Regions from separate parts of the Homo sapiens genome. Here region 1 is linked to region 2. Evidence: read pairs that join two places in POLR2A ChIA-PET (ENCODE). Cell type or tissue: OCI-LY7. All regions are shown on one strand. Each heading gives the region's core, and the rest is flanking DNA. Links, peaks and the distances in the headings are about the cores only.

Region 1 (5,371 bases), core at 297-5,296, 97 kb after region 2:
TCTTCCAACCCCACAATGCTACCCCACCTCCAACAACACAGGGCTTGGAGGGGGGCGTCTCGCCTGTGGATCCCCCAGTCATATCTCAAAACACAAGCCCTCTTGCTCTCTGCTAGGGATAAATACATTTTTCAGGGATTTCCCAAAAGAAAGCCAAGGCATACTTCCGTATTTCCAGAGGTTTCAAATAGAGACAAAATGAAAGGTTTGTGCTGTATTTACAGTATAACAGCCTGGGTGTTTAAAAAAGGCAATACCTCTTCACTCACTCTGCCATAGCCATGGGAACCTCCTTTCAGTTCATCATATACACATACCTCTTCTGCCTCAGGCCCTTTGCACTTGCTGTTCCCTCTTCTGCAACAATTCCCCTCCTCCTTAGACAATTAACTCCTATACATCCTCCAGGCCTAAGTCCAAGTGTCATGTCCTCAGGGAAGCCTTCTCTGGTCCTTGTCAATCTCTTCTATCAGACACTTTCTTAAACCTCTGATGCTCTCCCTGGAGCATACATAAACTTTGAATTATGCATTCCTCCATGGAATTGATTTAGGTCTGTCTCCCTCACTGTAAACTCCAAGTCAGAGCTTTTATCTTTCCTGTTCTGACTGTATCTCCAGAGCTTAGGACAGTGTTTAGCATGTAATAGGTATTTAACAAATATGCTTTTCAGGGATTCTCCCCCCAAAAAAGCAAAGGCACACCTCCATATTTCCAGAGATTTCAAGTAGAGACAAAATAGAAGGTTTGGGCTGTATTTAAGATGTAACAGCCTCAGTGTTTTAAAAAGGCAGTATCTCTTCACTCACTCTTCAATAGCCAGTCAATTCCTAAGACATTTACTCAACAAATAAGATGGTTTCTTCTTTCCAGTCTGGAGAAAAAGAAGAAATGCGCTCATAAAGAACATTAAACACACACGCACCCCAAATAAACAAATTTCAATTCCAATACACACAGAGGCGTTGCCTAGCCTGACACAGTCGTCAGATGAGCTACAAGAAATGCTAAAGAGCATTCTTGTCACAACTGGACACGCGGTTCCAACTTGTTCTGCTCTCATACTGATCACTCCCTTGGAGCCTTAACATCTGTATGCTAATTACAGACACGGTGGCCGACGCTAGGCACACACAAATCCGTCTTAATCCCTCCCTTTTGCGTGGATGAAACCTGGTCCAACATTCGTAAAAGCATGCAAACCACACCATTGCTTGGGCGGGCACACTTCGTGCCCCTCCCCTATGCCTTGCCAGCCCCACCCTTCTCACAAACCACCCCTCCTCCTGCTTCTACTCTGACCTGAGCCTAACTAGCTGCTAGGTTTGGTAATAAGATTGAACGAAGACTCAGGAGGCCCTGTGGGCTCCATTATTCTGCATGCCCTGCGAGAACGGCCCACCCCTAGGGACGGCTGCTGCAACTCGAGCCCCACTTGCTGCCAGGAAACCTTTCCCACTGAGGACACCCGGGCATGCGGCGCAGCTCCAGGTCCAGGGGGAAGCACCCCACCCATCTGCCAGAGAGACAAAGATCACCAGAAACAAAGGACACACACACACACACACACACACACACACACTCGCACACTCAAAGTCAAAAGCAAATACCGACACTTGCAATTTCAAACCAAACAGTCGGCTTGGTCTATCTAAATAGATCTGGAGACAATCTAGGAGGGACAATGATTATGTGGTAATGACAGGCACTATCTGGGTTCGGAACCCACGCTGCCTCCGCCCTCCTCCCACCCGCGCTGCAGTTCCCAGGCGCATTTCCCAGCCTCAGGACACACGCTGCCAGAAGCAAGAGTGCTTCCACTCAAGGAAGCGCGCACACGCCGGAGACAGAGGCAGGGCGAGGGCAGCCAAAAGTAGGAAACACCCACCTTTAGGATCCCAGTTCACCTGTTTTCTTGGCGTCTCGATTGGAAATTTCATTGCTTCGTTGCCCAGAAGGGGAAGAAATGAAAAGAACCCAAATAATAATAAAGTCCTCAAGCTTTACACGCCTCGGTTTAGCAGTCCAACAAAACAATTTCCGAGGATGGGGGAGCCTTGGACTGGCTCGTGGAGGAACCCCAGAAAAAGACAGGTGGGAAAATATTAGCTTGGGGGAGAACTGGAGAGGGCTTGGGTGTTTGCACCGGCCAGGGGGTGGCCGGCCGCGGCCCCGTGGGTAAAAGAAAAAGTAAGATCGGCGAGGGGTGGATGAAAGGATGGAGAGGAAGGCTTGGGGAGATGGAAGAGCCAAGCTGCTTCCCAAAAGCGGTGCCGGCAGGTTAGGGGCTGCGCAGCCTGAAGGCTGGGGCTACGGAGAAGCCCACTGCAGTGTCACTCCAGCCCCCGAAGGCGTGTGCGCACACACTCCCGCACACACACACCCGCACACACACTCCCGGGCGCGCGCTTGGGCGGGCACGTCAGCCTCGCTCGGCCGCGCTGAGCGCACACGCCCCACCCCGGCCGCGGCTCCTCGCCCCCGGCGACGCCCCCCACTTCCCGCTCCCCGAAAGCCATTGGATGTAGGGGTGGCGCGGCGCCCGGGCAGCGCGCGGCGAGGGCGACCCTCCCCGCGGCGCGCCCCAGACGCCGCGCCCCGGCAAGAGGGAGCAGGGCGAGCAGCGGACCGAGGCTCCCAGCTGGGAAGGCGCGCTGAGCCCCCGGCACCCGGCTCGGGGCAGCGGGAGGCGGTCGCGGACTTGCCCGCGGGGCGGCGGGAGGCGGTGGGCGGTGGCGGGGAAGCCGCGGAGGGGCGGGGAACGAGCGGTGGGCGCGCCGCTACTTACTGGCTCGGCCGGCCGGCGGGCGGGCGTGGAGGCGGCAGCGGCGCGCTTGCTGGAGTTGCAGCCGGAGACACGCTTGGTTGCCTGGAAGGCGCTGCAGGAGGCGGAGGAAGGGCCGCTGCGGCTCCGCCGCAGACCTCGGCCTCCGGGTCACCTCTTCTCACCGCTCTCACCCTGAGCTCTCCCTCCTTCTCTTTTCTCACTTCATTTTTTTTCCTCCCGCGTCTGGCTCTCTCGCCTGAGTCCCGAACCCACGTCCCCGCCGCACTCCAAGGAGGCCCGTGCCAGCCATGAGCCTTTTGTTCTGGGACCGCTCCGCATCTGCTGCGCTCTCCCCGCCCGGGGAAGCTCGCTCCCAAGGCACAGCTTGGTCCCTTCCCCAGCTACCTGCAGCCGGACTGGGGCCGCTGGTCGTTGGCTGGAAAGGAGGCTTGAGAGAGGCACGGGGGCCCCCGGAGGAAAGCGGAGTTGCCAAGACCCGGCAGCTCCCGGAAGCGGCGGCCCCGGGATCCTGGGACCAGCAGGGCAGATGCGAAGGGACCCAGACCTGTTCCCGGAAAGGGGCTAAACCTGGAGCATTCGTCTAACGCCCTCTCACTGCCCCTGCTTGAAGCCCCACAGGGGTTTGTGGTGGGGCCTCAGTCTTCAGAAAAGCCAGGTGGTGCTGAGGTGCTCTTGAACGGGTCACTCCGAGTATCAACATGAATGATGCTGACAAATTGCTTCGGATGCCTCGCAACGGAGCCTTACACGTAGTAGGTGCTCAAGAAATACTTGCTAAATGAAGACATGAATTGCATGCTGCAGTGTTGGATAGGAAGTAGTTTAAACCCCTACTCTGGCTTCCAGATAAGGTTACTAAAATTTGTTGTTCATTCAACATATATATTGAACCCCTTCCAAGTGCCATCACTGTGCTATGTGCTGGCCATATGGCAGAGAACAAGACAGAGATCTTGCCTTCATGGGGCTTACTATCTAGTGCCATAAGGTCCTGTTAGATTGTTGTTGCCTTTACTTACGCATAGAAATTGCCCAGCTCATTCCTATGCCTGCCAGCTGGGGTCCTAAAATCCCACACTAGCAGCTGATCTCTAAGTTGCATGCTACTCTACGGCACCTTGAGGCTTCTGGGGAGCCCTATGTCAGCAGCATCTTTCTCACCATCCATCCGTCACTATCACATCAAGGTTTCTGAGTCCAAGAGCAAGACCTACAGAGGTCCGCTGTGGTCTGTGGGAAAGGTGAGTGCTTTGTCACTGGGCTGTCACAGGCACCCCAGGCTGGAGCCCTGAATTCTCTGCAAACCCCGTTCAGGCAAAACTGGTACCAATCTGATGGTGCTACTCTGACTCTTCAGCCCTTTAGGCAGGTTCCCGGGTGCTTCAGAACCATCTTCCCTGGACTCTGTAACCACACTTTGCCTCTCTCTACTAGGACTGGGAGGATGGCTAAGACATAGAAATCAAACAAACAAGGAATCTCTGCTTCTCCCAGCCATGCCCCGAGACACCAGTGTGTATGTAAATTCTGTTCTCAAGTCCAGAGGGAGATGCTTCTAAGAAAGGCTTTCGAACCTCCCTCTGCGCTCTTCTCTTTAACTGTTCACGGACAGCTGGACTCTAGCACAGTCACTGCAATACAATGTTTTTTACATGCATCAGAGTCAGAGAGGGGCTTCAGCAGAGAAAGACACCCTCTCCTGAGTCCTCAGAGCACGGGGAGGCAAGATTGACATTTACTGAATTCCCCCTCACCATCTCATATTTCCTCTCCATTCATCTTTGTTAGATCATTTTGCAGAAGCTGTAACTGGCCTCCTTTTACAGATGAGAAGATCAAGGCTCAGAGAGATAAAGAAACATTCCCAAGGTCACGATATGAGGATTCAAACCCAAGTTTGTTGACACAAAGGTCCATGCTCTCCATGCCAGAACCTTGTGAGCTCATCCAGTCCCGGGACCCATGAATCTGACCCTGAACCTGTCCCATGGGTTCGTTTGGGTAATGAAGGTCTAAATACGATATTTTCCAAGCCTCCAGGCCCTCCTCCTTTGCAAAATGAACTGACCTATGGTTGTGTTCTGGGGTCTGCATTGGGGAATTAGTTCACTGTCCAAGGCAAATTCCTGTGGCAGGAACTGCACCCTTAGGATGCAACATCATTCGGCCAATCAACAAACATTTATTGAGCATCACTTGTGTACAAGACAGGTTGCAGGTCCCCATTAAAAGTTATTTGGGGCCCTGAGTAGTGATGACCTTCCCCAGAATGGCAACAGCAGGATGGTTATAAGGGGAGGGTTGGGGATGGGGAGGTGGGGGTAGACTCTATTAGGGCAGGGAGCAGGATCAGTGTCTAGTGCTCCTGGTCTGCCTTGAAGACTTGCACTAGTCATTGGCCCTTGGGATGATCTCTCTGCTTAATCACTGGATGCCGCCCCCTCCTTTCTTTTCCCCACCTCCAACCTCTGGAGCTTTCTCTCACCTCCACTTTCATTCTCCTTTCTCAGAATGTAGACAAAAGCAAGTTACCCGCCCCCCCCCAAAAAAAAATCCACCAAAATTAGGTAAATAAATCCCAGT
Region 2 (5,371 bases), core at 283-5,282:
ATGTTACACAGCAATAGAAAAACTAATGCAGCAGCAAGGTCCTAATTCAGGGTAAAGTGACTGTAAGCCCTTTCGGAAACAAAGCTAAAGCTATATTCTCTGATCAGCTTATAAGCAATAAAGCTGGCAATTTGATCTCCATCTGACTCCTCCATTTCACAGTTAGTTCTGAACTCCAGAGGAGAAGAATTCTTATTTATTCATGTCATAAAAACTCCAATAGTCAGGCATTTTATTATTCTGCAACCAAAAGCATTTCTAAGTAATCCAATATCCCTCAGCAATTCTTTAAAATGAGGATCAGACCTGGGATGTGTTGGAAGGACCCAAAACAGGGTCACCTCAGGATTCAGGCATCTTGAAGACCAACTTTATATTTACTTTATTTATTGATTGATTGATTAATACAGGGGCTCACCCTGTCACCCAGGTTGGAGTGCAGTGGCACGATCTCAACTCACTGCAACCTCCACCTCCTGGGTTCAAGCAATTCTAATGCCTCCGCCTCCCAAGTAGCTGGGATTACAGGCATGCACCACCGTGCCCTGCAAATTTTTGTATTTTTAGTACTGACAGGGTTTCACCATCTTGGCCAGGATGGTCTTGAACTTCTGACCTCAGGTGATCCACCCACCTCAGCCTCCCAAACTGCTAGGATTACAGGTGTGAGCCACCATGCCCGGCAGAAAGCCAACTTTAGATTTTATTTTTACTCCACCGTAAATCCTCTCTTCCCAAGAGCTGAGAGAAAACATAACAGATCAAGAGAAGGGCTTAACACTCATTGAGCAGAAGAAATACATAAACCTTCCCCCATGAGAACTAAAAATTCACAACCCCAAGCTTTGTTAGCTTATACAATTTTCATTTCTCAAATAACCACCTAAACGTAATTGGACTTTTAAATGTAGTTTAAATCAATGGCAGAAAACTGAGATTTTCTACCAAAACTTTACATGCAGCAAGCAAACTGCTGCAGGATCAGTTGTTCGTATATTTAGGAAGTGTGCTTACATTCCCCCTGGAATTCGGTCACCCTTTCCAATAGCACCCTCCAATACTCAGCAAATGCATTCATTGTGCACTGCCAATTCAATAATATGCAACTGTCTCGCCTTCCTAAAAGAATCTTGATCTTTGATGGTGCTGCAAGGAGCTGAGTGGACAATCAGCATAAAGATGAAATGTGAGGTTTCTAAGGCTCTGTATCAGAATCTGTTGATGGTCCATTTGAGACGCAGCTTCAAGGGGAAGGAGAACCATATACTCTATTTGTAGTCGGAAATTCATTAGGGGAGACTAAGTCCCTAAATTTAGTAGCAGATGTCCAGATGATTGCAACCTCTTCCATCACTTCAAATATAGTAACTAGAATTTTTTCTGCTAAGGAGGATTTCAAAAACTTTTAGTCCAATCCTTTCTTCTACAAATAAGGAAACTGAGCTCTAAAGAAGCTACATAAAAATAAAAATGCCAGATCAGTCATTTCCCCAATTGAATCCTGTTCTGAGTGTTCAAACTACCAGATTCTTTTTTCTCTAAGTCAGAGGGCCATGAGGCAGCAGCTAAAAGGGTGCTTCCAAGAAGTTCAAAAGAGTTCTTGGAGACAGGGCTGCTATGTCTGGTTTAGGAAGAACTAAACATCTGAAAAGCAGGGAAGCTGAGCACTGATGGTTTCCATGGAGACTACTGGGGAGCCCAGGTGCACGGTCTAATGAGGCCACCGGCCAGCCAGCATGAAGGAGCAAAGGCTGTGGGACATTCCAGTAAAACTCACACACCACAGAGCTCCTCAGATGAAACCCGGATGAGTGGCTAGCCTGCCCATGAGGGCTTCTCTTGGAGAGAAACACAGAAGCCCTGGGCTCTATATGTCTGCCCTATATGACAAGCTCTTTTCCACACATCATTTCATTTAATCATCACCAAAACCTGACAAAGTAGATTCAAATTCTATCCCCTTTTGTGGATGAGTAAACTGAGGCAGCTGACCCAGGATCAGTGAGATTATAAAATGGCTCACCCAGCTATGGTGCCTCGTTCCTCCCATTCTACTCTTTTTAAAAAGCCTCTGAAACTGCTCATCTGAAAGCTCCCTTGCATTCTTCTAAAGAGAAGTATGAGCCATTATTGCAGAGACAGCCTTGAACTCAAAGTTTAAGAGTTCTTAGAGGGGGAAAAAAGCACAGCTTTAGAGCTTCCAGCTGATCTGCCTTTGGCCACCATTCCTAGATCCTGGAAAAGACCTCAGAATGTCATTTGTAAATATTAAGTCATCATAAGAAAGCATTCCCTGAGGAAGGTTTGAAAGACTTGAGAATTAGGTCAGCGGTGAGTAAGAGGGCAGAAGTGACCTTACATCTGAGCAAAACAGGTGTTCTGTGAAAGCATACAAATGAGTGCGAGTTAAAGGGCATTGGGAACCCCGGTTTAATCACTCAGCCACTCATGCCTGCAACTAATGCCAGGAATAATTTATTAATTAATTTTAATTTTAGTAAATAAATTCCTTGAGTTGAGATAGTTGTCTCTTGTTTAAAGATAAATATTCCAGAAAGGAAAAAACCCACTAAGGCAATAGCAATCATCAACAGTTCAGTAGGAAGTAGTACATCAGGATGCCATTTCTGAGGGAGCACTCAGCAGTGAGAGATGGGAGAGAGAGAGACCATTAGGAGACAGGTGCAAAGCACAGAGCAGTGTCTGGAGAAGTCAGGCTTCTGGAAGAAGCAGGATTAGCCTAAAGACACTGTGCTTGAAAATAAAACGGAGTAAGGGAGTTCCAACAACAAAATGGATGGATTTACAGTTTTCTACATCATTACAAACACAATGAGGAACCCCATCTTCCATCTTGAAGGAGAAACTGAACTTGTCTCACCTCTTCAAAAAATCTGTGTTGGCAAATCCATACTTAACCCTCTTGTGTTGTGATTGCAGAAATATCACTCTAAAATAGGAAGCTACTCAAAGAAGGGAGTTTAGGTGCAAGATGTTTGACTTCCATTGGCCAAAACAGAAAATACAATCATAACATTAAAATTATTCCATTAAAAGCAGACAATGCCCCTGATACTGCCTCCTGGATCCTGTCAGGCTAAAGCCAACTGGATCACAGTGGTTAGAATTTAAATATGACACAGTACTCACTCGAAAGACCTTCTCCACTCTTGCAATGCTTTTCCCAAAGATGGTTCCAAGTTGGTCTCCAATTCCAGCCAATAAGAAACCAAAGAGTGGAATTCCAAAGATGGCATATAAAATACAAAAGATTTTGCCTCCTTCAGTGCTCGGAGCAATATTCCCATACCCTGGTGAGAAATATGAAAAAGAGGGAGAGTGGCAGAGAAATTAGCATACTGACCAAAGAACTCACAGACTTTTTTAAAAGTTTGTACATTCCCCCACCTTATGAGCTTCAGGGAGTAGAACTTCATTTCAAAGGCCCTCTACAATTCGCAACATTGTTCCATTGCTTCTCTTCCTTCTCCCCTTATAAACGGTTTTAAGGTTTCTTGGATATTAACACATTTTAGGAAATTCATGGTCACTCAGAACTTTCATTTTCATTTCTGACAAAAAGTGATACCACCTTTTTCTGAAACACCAAGCATCATGGGCATGTCTAGTTTAGCGAGACCTGAATGCGTGGGAAGGAATCACCACTGCACTTATTAGATTTGACAAGAGCTTCTTTTTCACAGTCTTACCCATGGGCTCCACCTGGACCGACTGTGGCTGTCTTGAAGGGTAATGGGTACCCCATATTAAAGAGGAAATGTGGTCTAGTACAAGGTTAGAAAGGACTCATGAATTGTACAGCCTTACCCTGGGAAGTCTAAAAACAGGAAAGAATAGGGAAGGGAAGGCTTTGTGCTGTCTCTCCCCACCGCCAGTGAAGTTTCGCCCCATCTGGTTTTTTTCTCTTTACTGGGAACTCCACATCATCTCTGAGTCCTACCTCTCCGCCCAACTACCTCTTGCATTGAGGGTAATAAGATGCTAAAAGTTTATTGATGGATGTTTGAATACAAGAGAATCTTTTTATAGTCAGGTCTACTAATATGTATTTCAAATAGTGCTTTGAAAATACCCGCAGCAATCTTAAGAGTACTGCCATTACATAAGTAACTTATGTACAATGAGTACTGGGCTTACCCTATATGGATGAGGCTAAAGAAAGTATTGCTGGAAGAAAAAGTCCTATAGCATTAGCACACTTTATATGGAGATGAAAGTCTAAATTAATTAATATTCATTTTTGTGCCAATTGATATTACAATCTTATGTTAAAAAGTATCTAGACAGTAATCTAACCATTCTCCCAAATCTGGGTAAATCATGTGGGGCCTGTTTCTGAATCCATTCAATGAGTGAGTTATTGGGTCCATGGTTATTGACAGGTTGGGAATGCAACATGATAAAAAAACGTTGATGGTTAGTCCATCATTCAGCCACCCACAGGCCTGCAGAACTCACGGTTGCCTTCTGCCTTCGGGAATGAGTCACCTGGATACTTTCTTTTGCAATCTTCTGTTCTGAATCATTCAAACCTCTTATAATAATCTAAATTACAGCTTCCATTTCTAAAATGAGTGTTCAGGCTAGGCTTCCTCATCTTGTATTTCCTTTACTCACCAGGATTTTGATTTAAATATGCAAAAAAGCTCTCAGAACTTTTTTCAGGTACTTTCAGGAACTTGGACAAAATCATTTTTCCAAGAATACCCCTCTAGAATGGTCAAGCTGACATTAAGCTAGCCCTATTGAAAAAGAAATAAATGAGCCTCTACAGTTTCACTTTATGCAGGTTTATGGTGACTCTTGGAAACATTCAAGTAACTTGTGAAAACACTGAAGACCCCAGCTTGACTGTCTCACAATAGCCTAACTTTGGGGAATATAGGTTGTCCAAGTGTCTCAGAAAGAAATATATTGCAGACATAGGCAAACAAGTGGAGGCTTGGAACTGGATGAACAGGCATCTCATTAATCCTGACAAGTGCTACACCCCCTTCCTCCAGCTTTCAGAGATGACCACCCCCACCCACCTCCTGGGTAAGGCACTGTGGCTTACCACGGAGCATCAGGGAGAAGTGAGGAGATGAAAGATCTGGATCAAATTCCACCTCACACTACCTGGTTCTCCTTAGACCCACTTAACATCTGCAAATCCTAGTGTCAGAGGTACTCAAGGAAAATGCAGGGAGAAAAAAATCAATGGACTGTAAAGTACTGTACCAATGCAAAGTATTATTATTATTATTATTATCACAATTGGTTCCTTATTTGTTCAGTGTTTTGTTGACTAGAACACAAAAATAATATTAAAGCTAAGTTCTTGGGTAAGAGCATGAGTGATGCAATACTC

Evidence for each region. ChIA-PET counts read pairs that join two places held together with the same protein. Peaks named below come from ENCODE experiments on the same cell type or tissue, not always from the same donor. Only the 100,000 strongest peaks of a DNase experiment are listed, where the experiment ranks them.
Region 1: POLR2A ChIA-PET joins it to region 2 with 7 read pairs; 2 of 35 experiments call an interaction of 5 or more read pairs at or near these places.

What each region holds. Positions count from the first base shown.
Region 1 is chr14:88,320,859-88,326,229 of GRCh38, forward strand. KCNK10 (potassium two pore domain channel subfamily K member 10) reads right to left here and starts at 2,411. Exons shown (of 7, transcript NM_138317.3): 1 at 1,889-2,411. The coding sequence starts at 1,940. RefSeq lists enhancers at 1,757-2,416, 2,989-3,048, 5,354-5,371 and a silencer at 2,699-2,938. In OCI-LY7, for the core only: no CTCF peak of the experiment used is centred there; DNase peaks (open chromatin) are centred at 2,853 and 3,413; H3K4me3 peaks cover 1,828 bases.
Region 2 is chr14:88,224,225-88,229,595 of GRCh38, forward strand. KCNK10 (potassium two pore domain channel subfamily K member 10) reads right to left here. Exons shown (of 7, transcript NM_138317.3): 4 at 3,151-3,311. Among named protein-coding and RNA genes, the nearest start is that of KCNK10-AS1, 66 kb to the left of the region's middle. In OCI-LY7, for the core only: no CTCF peak of the experiment used is centred there; no DNase peak of the experiment used is centred there.